2 separate regions of the Mus musculus genome follow, and region 2 is linked to region 1. A link is a loop called in an ENCODE intact Hi-C map of the cell type or tissue named here. Cell type or tissue: heart. All regions are shown on one strand. Links, peaks and the distances in the headings refer to the core of each region. The heading gives the core; the rest is flanking DNA. Region 1 overlaps Crim1 (cysteine rich transmembrane BMP regulator 1 (chordin like)). Region 2 overlaps Crim1 (cysteine rich transmembrane BMP regulator 1 (chordin like)).

Evidence for each region. Peaks named below come from ENCODE experiments on the same cell type or tissue, not always from the same donor. Only the 100,000 strongest peaks of a DNase experiment are listed, where the experiment ranks them.
Region 2: it touches region 1 in a loop (4-fold over the local background); 4 of 42 quality-filtered maps call a loop at or near these places.

Annotation. Positions count from the first base shown.
Region 1 is chr17:78,359,478-78,364,857 of GRCm38, reverse strand. The region is part of intron 13 of Crim1 (cysteine rich transmembrane BMP regulator 1 (chordin like)); the gene reads right to left. Among named protein-coding and RNA genes, the nearest start is that of Gm52306, 27 kb to the right of the region's middle. In heart, for the core only: no CTCF peak of the experiment used is centred there; a DNase peak (open chromatin) is centred at 2,307; H3K27ac peaks cover 349 bases.
Region 2 is chr17:78,241,993-78,247,372 of GRCm38, reverse strand. The region is part of intron 2 of Crim1 (cysteine rich transmembrane BMP regulator 1 (chordin like)); the gene reads right to left. Among named protein-coding and RNA genes, the nearest start is that of Gm41620, 37 kb to the left of the region's middle. In heart, for the core only: no CTCF peak of the experiment used is centred there; DNase peaks (open chromatin) are centred at 152 and 2,442.

The sequences.
Region 1 (5,380 bases), core at 242-5,241:
AGCAACCCACGGAGAGACCCGGGCTCGCAGTCCCTCAGAGACAGAGTCAGAGTTTCTGACCCGCTAAGGAATGTGCAGCCCCTGGGGAACTGCCCACACATGTGAGCTGACTGCTACCAGACCAGTTGTTTATCATGGTTCCCCTGAAACTCTACTCATCCCTGAAGACCCTAAAAGCAAGTCACGTTCAGCTTCAGTTCATCTGCAAATGACTTCATTCAGATTTGAGATCAGATTTGAAAAACTGTGTGTGAAGATGTTTAGGGCATAGCAGATGCCAGCCGGCAGGCAGACACTTCTTGTGTTGGCTCCGATGTGCACTGGCTTCCTTCAGAAACTCTGAGGCCACCCCATACACTCAGTGCCCAGCAAAAGCTAAGCTGGTGCTGGACTTGAGGTGGGTCAGAATTAGTGTATGGCAGGGTGTGCAGAGAGCCTGACTCAAGACTCTTAGTTGAGCCCCATGTCAAAGACACCATTCCTGGTCTTGCTTGAGAAGTCTACCTGAACCAAAGTACCAAAACCTTTCATTGCAACGAAATATGTTTCTCTAAATAGGGTATTAAGAACCAAGCCATACTGTGCTAATAGTGAATTTTCATGTGAAGCAAGCAGATGTGACTCTTGCTTTCAAGACAGTCCCAATTTACCAGGGCAGGTGCCATCTGGCCCAGGAAATAGTAAGATAGATTTTGGTTAATGAGTCTTCCTAGAAATATTTTTGCTTTTTACTCGGTTTCTCTTGAGAAGTTAGTGACTTCGGTAGAGGCTGACACAGTATAGAGCAGATGTTGGTTGCTAGATGGACCACAGGTTTAAGAAACCTTCAGAATGGAAAAACAGGGGCGAGTCTATGCAACTTGAAGGTGTTTGTAATGAATTACGAGTCACTGAAGTTTTCTTGTACTTAGCCTAAGTGAGATTACGAAAAAGCCACTCAAAGCACCTAGCCTGGTGAGGAATGCAGACCTAGGGACCGAGTTTCAATGTAACTACTGGGTGTACACGCTATCTGTTTCTTCCCAAATGCCACCGCATTGCTCTGCTTATGCACACAATGACATCATGTGCTTCGGCTATTCAATACCTTGCTTGGATTATTTGTAACTTCCACTTACTGGATGACTGCTATGTGCCAGGCACCAAGATGAGTATTTCACATGAGTCAGTCAGTTCCATTTGATCTCCACAGCTCAGTGGACACAGTGATTGTTTCAATCCTACAGAAAATCGAGGCCCGTGGAAGTCAAGTCACTCATCTAAGCTGAGGACAGGAAGTCGGGGTGGGACAGGAACCAGCGCGGGCATGGTTCTCCAACCCACACATGCCTTCTTGCCTACCAACAGAATGACGACAGGAGAACGTTCCAAGGAAAACATCAGGGACAGCACCGATACAAAAAAAAACATTTCCTTTTAAAACCAATACACTAGGGATTAAACATCCCATGAGCACGATCCGGAAGACACTGCCTTAGCATCAGACAGCTCTGGGCTTTTCCACTGGCAATGGCATCAGGGGCCAATGCTTTAAATATTCAGGCGAGACAGTCACTATTTCAATGGTTATACCTTGATTTGATAAGCTATGGCATTTTACTTCCTCATCAGGGGCCCCTTGTCTGACCTTATCAGATTCAATCTGAAATGGCCTCTTTCAGGTAATTGTTTTGTTTTTTGGACACTGTCAATATGGTGAACATGGTGGGCTATCTTATGGTGGGGATAGGTTTGCCACAATGGTTACATGACAGAGGCTGTTTAAGTCACAGAATCTCTCTCTCTCTCTCTCTCTCTCTCTCTCTCTCTCTCTCTCCCCTCTGTATGCAAATTCAAGCAACAGTATCTTGTACAGCCCAGGAGCACGTAACAAATATCCAGTGCCCTTTCTGGAGCAGCACTCAGTGTGGTTTCCCCTCTGTCTGTCCTGGATTCTGGTTATAAAAAAGGTGACAACTGTTCAAGCCTTCCATGTTTATGCCAGCTAGGCTGAATTCAACTGTCTAAACTTGACCATCTCCTGTCTTTTCAAGATAAGAATAAAAGCTTAACAAGCTGTGACCCTTGGAGCCGGCTTTTACTACTTGAGCTGTTCTAATTACAAAATAAAGTTCGCCAATGGCTTTGGCAGCCACAGTGCCTTTTGCCTCTTTCTGGATTCAACCTACAGTCCCAGGAGTCACTCATATGGACCCAGAGGCCCGCTGACTCCGAGGAGTGCTGTACATATGAGCCTCTGCAGAGGAAGTGTCTCCGGGCTGCTTCCTGTTTCCTCCACGGAAGGATACAGAACCCCAAACCCACTGTCACCTGCGTTCCAGTTTCGGTTTCTGCCTCAGAGGCAACCTTCTCGGACGGACACTTTGGGTTCTAATTCTGTTGTGGTGGTCATGGTGTGGGAGTCACTTCCTGAGAGGAAGCCAGGCGGCTTTAGAAATTGCATCAGTTCTTTTAAATCTCCTGCTACACTACAGAGTCCAGGAAAGTAATTTACTCTGGGATCCTGGTAGCCAGGAAGCTAAAAGGTGTTGTGGCTTTAAGAAATCCCCGTTTATATCAGTTCAGCACAGTACTACTCTGGGACCACTTTTCCTTCCATAGGTATTGAAATGCTGGCACACACACTCACAGTATTGTTCTTAACTCTTGGCTTCATTCGCCAACAGGGCCTATTTCCTCTGGGACATGCGTTCAGAGCAACATGGAGGCTTACATTTAGTGGGTGTGCCAAAGGACTGGCTCACTTCAGGGTGGGGACTAAGCTTGAAATTTGAAGTGTGTGTATGTAGCTTAGCATTTGTCTGTGTATGCACATGTGTGTGTGTGTGCACTGTGTGCATGTGTGTCCCCAACTTATATTTTGCTGTGGTTTCTCTTACTGAACATAGAACTGCCAGACTTGCTGGCTAGCAAGCTCGAGGGTCTGTCTGTGTCTCTCCTCTTTCACTGCTAGGGTTACAGATGTATGCTGCCACAACTGGCTCTTTACATGGGTACAGGCAATATCAGTGTACACTTCCCATAATGCATTACAATTCCTCTTCCTAACCCAGAAAGGAGTAAGGCACACTTTCTGATAAAGACACTAAATATCCCTGGCCTGTACTATAATTTTTCTTTATCAACTTCAGTTGGGCAAATGAGTGTCATGTTTGGAGTGTCATGTTTGTCACACATACAATGTGAGCAGCCCACTTGAGAAACTAACGTAATTATCCCCCCCCCTTTTTTAAATGTAAAGGAAAGACTTAAAAAGAAACTTTAAGAAGCTAGAATTTAAGTAAACAACCAACAGGTCAGTAGGTGCAGGCTCTGAGCACTCTGGCTAAAGGGACAGAGCAGACTCCAAGAGCGTGAAGAGGGAGCTCAAGTGGACTTGTGTGCATGCAAGTCCTGATCAATTTCAATGAGGAAAACCAGCCAATCTTAATGATTTTCATATAAAAAAAGAGACAGACATTATCATGTAGTATGGCTGCCATAAGCCAGTGGCCATCAAAGTCCTTTCTTCAAAACCCAGTTCTATTTCAGTTCATCTATTTCTCCGGATGTGAAGTCTAACTCTATTATAAAGATCAAAAGAGACTTCCAGTTTCTTCAGCATAGTGCAATAAAATGGTTGCTTCAAATCAACAGAAGAATTATACATGTTCCCGAGTTCCACGAGCAGAAGTCTGACCAGCTGGTTGGCAGTGACTTTTGGGTGATCCCTATTGCATGCAAAGAGGACACGATTTCTCAGAGAATGTAATTCTTGTTCTATTATCTACTGTGTGTTGGTTGGGCACTTCAATGATTAAGTTCAAAGAAGTTGTTCATTTTAACTTTAAATGAAGTGTTGTTTTATAGCTATGCCTACTATTTCACAGTAAGGTGTGTGTGTGTGTGTGTGTGTGTATGTCTGAGTGCGCATGGAGATTATACAACAAAGTAATTTTGGAAATGAATAAACATATTCTAAATGGCAGGCAGAAACGATGCAAGATCAAAGTAGCTCCAAAAAGGAAGAAAAAGACATACAGCTTTCTTTAGGATGTCAGAGTATTGCATCTTGTTAGAAAAATCTAACTAGCAGGATGTCCTACTCTCTACCCTTACAGGAGATGTTTCATACTGTGAGCCATTCTCTGCCAGCATCGTCCAGGGGGCCTTACCAAGTGGCTCCTTCTGGGAAAAAGTCTCCACCCACCCCTTATCACTGGCAGGTAGAAAAATCAGGTTTGGTCTCTTGTACAGAAATAAACAGGAAAGGGCAGATGCTGCTGCGCTCTGAGACCCCAGTGCCAGCCTCCAGCCCTCAGCCTTCCTCTTTAATATGAAGCCATCCTTTGGCAAGGGGTTCAGACAGATGCTATGTCCCAGCGGTCCTCCCTGAGTCAACTGCAAACATAAGAATCTCTGTTCACAATGTTGAAAAGGATGCTAAAGGGAGAAACAAAAACTGTGCATGGAAGACGCAGACGGAGATGTTTCTAGTGTGCAGGGCAGGACCCGAGCAAACTGAAATCAAACACTGTTTATTTTTGGTGCGGTAACTTTAGACCAGTTCCAAAGTTAGTACAGTAGATGACAACCGGAATGTTTTCCTCTGCGCACCCTCTAAACAATACGCAGGGCCCATTCTGCTTCTGCTGCCTTTCCATCACCTCTTGTTCCCTTCTTTTCGCTTAAGCAATTTTAATACTCGTTCTCACAGTGATGGTGACAGTCTGGGGCCCCCCCCCCGCTGTGACTGGCAACCATGAAAGGAGGCGAAGGGAGGCATGGGGCTTCCCTAGGACAGCGTGCCCTCCACACAGGGTCACAGTGAATACCACACAAGTAGCTCGTGAACTCCTCACGTGACACTAGCTTCTGAAACCCAACGTCAGGGTCCCATCCTCGAACTTGGACAGGGATGCCCATCCTGCAGATGGTCATCACAGAGATGTGCTGTGTTTGTCATTAGGTGAACACTGTTCAGACCGCAGTCAGTCTGTACAGTAGGAGCCGTGGACCACTGAGCCAGGGTTCATGCACACTGGGCTTACATCTCCACATGGCTTCACTTCCTTTACACACTACCATTGAGAAGCAAGGATTTCCTTTACAGGAGGCAACTGAGGTGGATTGTATCCTGTCACCAAGACACGGAGCCAGGGTGTTTTTAGAGTTGTAAGCTTAACTCTGGCTCCAAGGCAAGTTCCTTATAATGTGCACAAGCTTTTAATTTTAAGGAAACACATCGGAATCTTAAATTCTAGTGCCCTAAACATTATGACTTAAAAACCACGTAACATTAAATTCACAAATTTTTAACGATGGTGATGCAAATGGTTATTACATTTGATTCTGATGGATATATGTGCATGCAAGAAGTAGTATATATGTATATGTATAT
Region 2 (5,380 bases), core at 96-5,095, 120 kb after region 1:
TAGGAAGTCGTCAGCCAGAAACAAAGAATACATCCTTGATTCAGAGGAACAGTCCAGCCCCTGAAAACCACACACACATTAATTCATCTTGTGTTAATCTCTTCCCTCCCCAGCTCTGCAGTCACCACTTACTGCATCACTTCCTCCTGATGCAAAAAACACTGAGCAACAGGGGTCACAAATCAAAAGCAGGAAGGTGCCATAGAAAAGACAATGCCCAGGACTCCAGCAGCAGGAGCAGCTTATGTGGGCTGCTCTTCTTGTCTTAGCGCCCATACACCATTACAAGAGGAACCCCATACCCAAAGAGATTATCTGAGTGCCCAGGCTACTACCCTATGCGTGGCAGCAGTCAATAAGTACTAGGGGATGTGTCAAATTTTATGAGTAGGACATTTCTAAACTTTTTTAAACCAAAGGTTGAATGTTAATGAACCCTGAAATGACTTTCTTGAGAAAGTCGCACATTTCACAAGGAACAGAGACATCAGATCTAGAGGTAAACAGCCTGTCTATGAGTCACAGAAGGGCTTTGCAACTAATTAAAACTCCGTCCAATTGATTTTTGTTGCTCATGAATGTCTATCTCCCTCAGCTCCCACGCTCAGCGCCATTCCATTTGCATCTGGCTGTCCTGAGTATGTCACTGCCTGGGTGAACATCTTCCTAGATGGTAAGAAAGTGTATTAAAAAAAAGCGAAACGTGAGGCTGGGGTTCTGAGGCGAACACAAGCCTGGAAAGAACACGATGGGATGATCAATCCTGGAAAAGGACGAACGAAGTCACCCTCACGCTCCACAGAAGGTTGATCCTGGTGACTTTCAGCTGCAAGTGGGAGAAACTAGCTTCTTACTGGGAGCTGAGGGGGGCACATCTGTGTGGAGTTGTATGCATTCAACTTTGTCCCTTTCATTCACAAAGATCTTTCCATTTTCATTCCAAAAAAAAAAAAGTAGGAACAAAAGGAAGGAGGGAAGGAAAGAAGGAGGGAGGGGAGAGGAGAGGAGAAGGAGAAAGAAAACCTATATTTAAGGAACTGTTCCTCCCAGATGACCTCTTAACCAAGATACTAATAAACATGCAATACTGCAAGCCTGGAAAAGCATAAAATAAGTCTACCAAAAAATCCTTCCCTACCCTGACAGGCCATACGGACACTTGAAACCATCAGCTTTTGACAGAAGGCAGATTCACATTAAAGCCACTGTGCTCATAAAATCATGCTTGAGCTTCCTCTCATAGACTCCCCTCCTCTCTCTAGTAAAAAGACTGTGGACACTTCACCTGACTTGGGTGAAGTGTCCACGGTACCAGATAATGGCCTGGGAATAAGAATGACACTAACGAATGGGGCACACATTTGAACGGCGAGTGGCTCAGGAAACCTGGGATGGTCCACACCCTCTGGTTGGTGGAGATGACCCAGCTCAGAGCAGCCGGTCTGTTCTCAGGCACTGAAGAACCACCTCCCACTTCCCTCTGGGGGAATCTCAGCAAGTGCTCATGTCACCTAGCTGTCCCTGTGGCCACTCAGAGGGCTGGGATTCTATAGAAGAAAATGTTTTTTTTTTTTTTTGTGTGTGTGTGCGTGTGTGTGTAGGGCTAGGGTTCAGCTGGACACAGCTGGGCCAGGCAGCCACTCAGCAGCAACGTGTGACAGAGCCCACGCTGAACCCTGGGAAAACCTGAGAGGTCATCTCCAGCCAAGTTAGAAACCACACACACAGGAGGGGCTGCCCAGAGCCACTCAGGGGAGAAAAAAAAACCCTAAACCTGCTGAAGCCAGGCATTAGATCAGCATCTGGTTAGCACTTCCTGGAGGTACAAACAGAAAGTTGAAAGCTGGTTCTGAAAGAGCACCCCTTCCCTAGCTTGAGGCCAGGATGCATTTCGTCTTTTAGCAACAATAACTGATGTATTCTTAAAACGCACAGTGTGTTCATTTTAAAATAAGACATATTACATGTGAAGCAAAAACCTTCTCTGCTACGCCCAGTGTTGCTTTAACACGAGGGTTAGACAAGGATGGGCAGGGAGTTGGTAGAATTGAGCACATCTTAGGACATAAGAGAGGACTGGAAAATGTAGTTGTGTATGTTCTTAAAGAGGTTAAGACCGAACAAAAGAAAGGGAAGAATCATTGAATGGCACAGGACCTCAAAAGAGTCCTTGCCTATGGAACGTGCCTGGGAAGCACTGCTCGAATGTTAAAATGAAAGTTCACATGACACTAAGTCCTTCCTGTGGTCATTCCCAGTGCAGTGGAAGAAAACTTCCCTCTTTACCTACCTACCACGCTTCTCTTAGCAAGGGATACAACATCTTTAATCAGGACTTCCTCCTATCTCCTTGAAGAGCAGGAGAACCCACAACTCCCAGAAGGGTAGGTCACTGTATGATGTCTCCCAGCCAGAATGCAGGTAACGTGAGTGGTTTTCAAGCGACTGTTCTCTCTAACTGGTCTGAGGCCAAGTTCCTGGAGCTTCCTGCTTTTATTTCCCAGATACTTGACACTGGTTTCCGCCTTCTCGGAGCCCTTTCTGTTTTTCCTGTGCCGCTTATCAGGCCATCAAATTGGCAATGAACTCAAACATGTTTTGAACAATAATTCTTCTAAAAATCTATACCTATAGTATATAGTTTTAAAATGTTGACTTAACCTAAGCTAAAAGTCTACTGTTTCAAATATTTTACTTTGACTCTGTTTTCTTTCTCCTATCATGAAATGGGGGTTAAAGTCATTTAAAGACACACTCACACACCACACACACACCTCCATATATGTGTGTGTGTGTGTGTGTGTGTGTGTGTGTGTGTGTGTGTAGGCATTTATTTTCCCCAAATGAAAAAGCAGAATACTCTTATGTGGATGTTCATTATACAGACCTGCAATCTAGTTGATGTTGCTGTGTGATGTTTTATTTTCGAGTTCTTTATAAAAAAGGGTTTTTTTTAGAGAACAGCACACTGTATTATCAATTCATGATTGCCTTTATTAAAAAAAATGAGGCAGTGATTCAGATTTTAAATTTCATAAAGGCCTTACTGTCTTTCGTAAGCAGAGTAAGTACTTGTAAATGGCATTTAAGCAGCCAAAGGAGAAACCATTGGGGACCCTGACAGTAATGAGATCCTTGTGCCATCTGGAAGGTGAGGATAATATGTTTTTTTTTTCACTTGGCCACAAGAAGACCTAGCAGTTCCAAAGTTGATAGGCAATATTAATTGGAATCATTTAAAATTAAAATTTAAGACAGTGTCTATGAGATAAAGCAATGCAATCATAAGCATAACCTGGCACTAACTCACTTAAGAAAAGTAGAATCTATATTTAATCCTTTTAATGAAGAATCTGACTTAACAATTAGAAACCTGCAAATACTAAAGCCCTAAAGTTGAGAGGGCAAGGTTTCCCCAAAAGCCGCTTGCTTGAGTCTCTAAAAGACACATATGTTGAGCTTATCCTTTGGGCGGGGGGCAGGAGAAGGGAGATAATTAAATATATGTGTTGAATCATCGATGAATATGTTTTTGCAGCGGTCTGAAGAGGCCACGAAGGGTCCCCCAGGTGTGGTAAACCTCATCAGGTGTACAACACACAGCCCGTGTCTATCCTCTTGTCAATAGAACAACAGACTCATGAGTTGTTAGAAGAGCCTTGTAAGTTTAGCTCTGCTACATGGAGTTCCTGAATAACCAACAGTTATGTACAGCTACTTCTATGACCTGTGAGCCAATCGTCACAATGTTATTGTTCCCATTATAGTCAATATTACATTAGGGAATATTTTGAGGGCACTGATATTTAATGCCATGTAGGACGTCGGTATAATTTACACAAAAATCCAAAGACATGAGGTTTTAGCTGCATCCCTCGTACTTTAGGATCAGACAGGTAGGTTATGCAAAGGGCCACCTCTATTACAAACAGAGGATCTCTTCATATTCTAACTTCTGAATTTATCCTTCTCTTTAATATGTGGTGCCATAATACTAATATCAATAGTAGTGGTGATAATAAGAATTTTCTACATTTTTGCATTGGATGTGCATGTGTGTATGGAGACAACTTGCAGGAGTCCCTTCTATCCTTCCATCACACAGGTTCCAAGGATTAAATGCAGACCACCAAGCTTAGCAGTGAGCATCCTTACCCATGAAGCCATCCTGCAACCCACTAACGAATAACAGGTAAAATGCCTCCATCGCCTTTTAATTTCTTTTTAACATTTACTTGGAAGAATTCTTTAATTGCACAGTGAACCCACTGTGCATTAATATTTAAAGTGAAGCAATTTGAAGCCTATTCCTTATTTTTGAGAAGCAATGCAAGAGGTGGTTCAAACTTGTTCTAGTGATTAAACACACAATGTTCTCTTTGGCCAGTATAATGAATCGACTTCTCTGGGGAGGGGAGGCAGATCTGTATAAACACTGTATGGCCCTCCTACTCACTGTCAGGAAAGCCAGCAGGAGCCCTTTCTGCTGGGGCTTCCTGGTCACGCAAAGTCCCTTGCTGTAGGTGATTCCTGAGAAAACTAGGAGACACCAGGCCCTCCCTACGGGACTTGCCCAGGAGGAAACCTGCAAGGGAAAAGACCAGCGTCTCTGCCGTCTCTGTACTTATGTGACAGGACAGCAGCCTTCTTACTGCAGCTGGAAGCATCTCTATCAGGCCAGCGAAACAGGACAGCCTTCTGAGGAGTGCTTCACAGGAGACATAAATGCATCATGTTAACACATTTTTTTCTGTGGGTGTTTTCTGTGAGCACCCCCTACTTCTACCTCATATACACATTAAAAACAATTTTTGGGGGTGAATGGTCTATGAGAGCACACAGTGCAATGCTGTTTTCAAAATACTAGTTGATTTTTGTTTAGTGACAAACATTATAAATGGCAACAAGAACCAAGAATCCTGAGGAGGCCACCAAGCTTAGCTTGTACTGGGGTCAAGAGACCAAGAGAAAGAAAACCATCAGAAATAAAATCTAGTCTTGGCCCCTGACCCTGCAGAGGGAAAAACTTGAAAGTATTAAAAAAACTAAAAATGTGTTAGAAAGAAACAATATCATTTCCTCAGACAGAACTGAAATAATAAATTTAGTTAAAAGCCAATGCTCTGAGGTCCTCAATATCCAAAAAGAAAAACAAAATAAAGCAAAGCAAAGCAAGCAAACAAACAACAACAAACCCCATAAGAATAGATGGTGTCTGTTTCCCTGTTAAAACCAGCTTGGCTCCAGAGAACAGAGCCACACGACATAAAAACAAAGTTTCATTTGTTTTAAGCAGCCGCAGGCAAATAAATACAGATAGGAAACTGTGTAAACGGAGTTTGCCTTAGGTCCCTTATAACACATCTTTTGTTTAAAGATG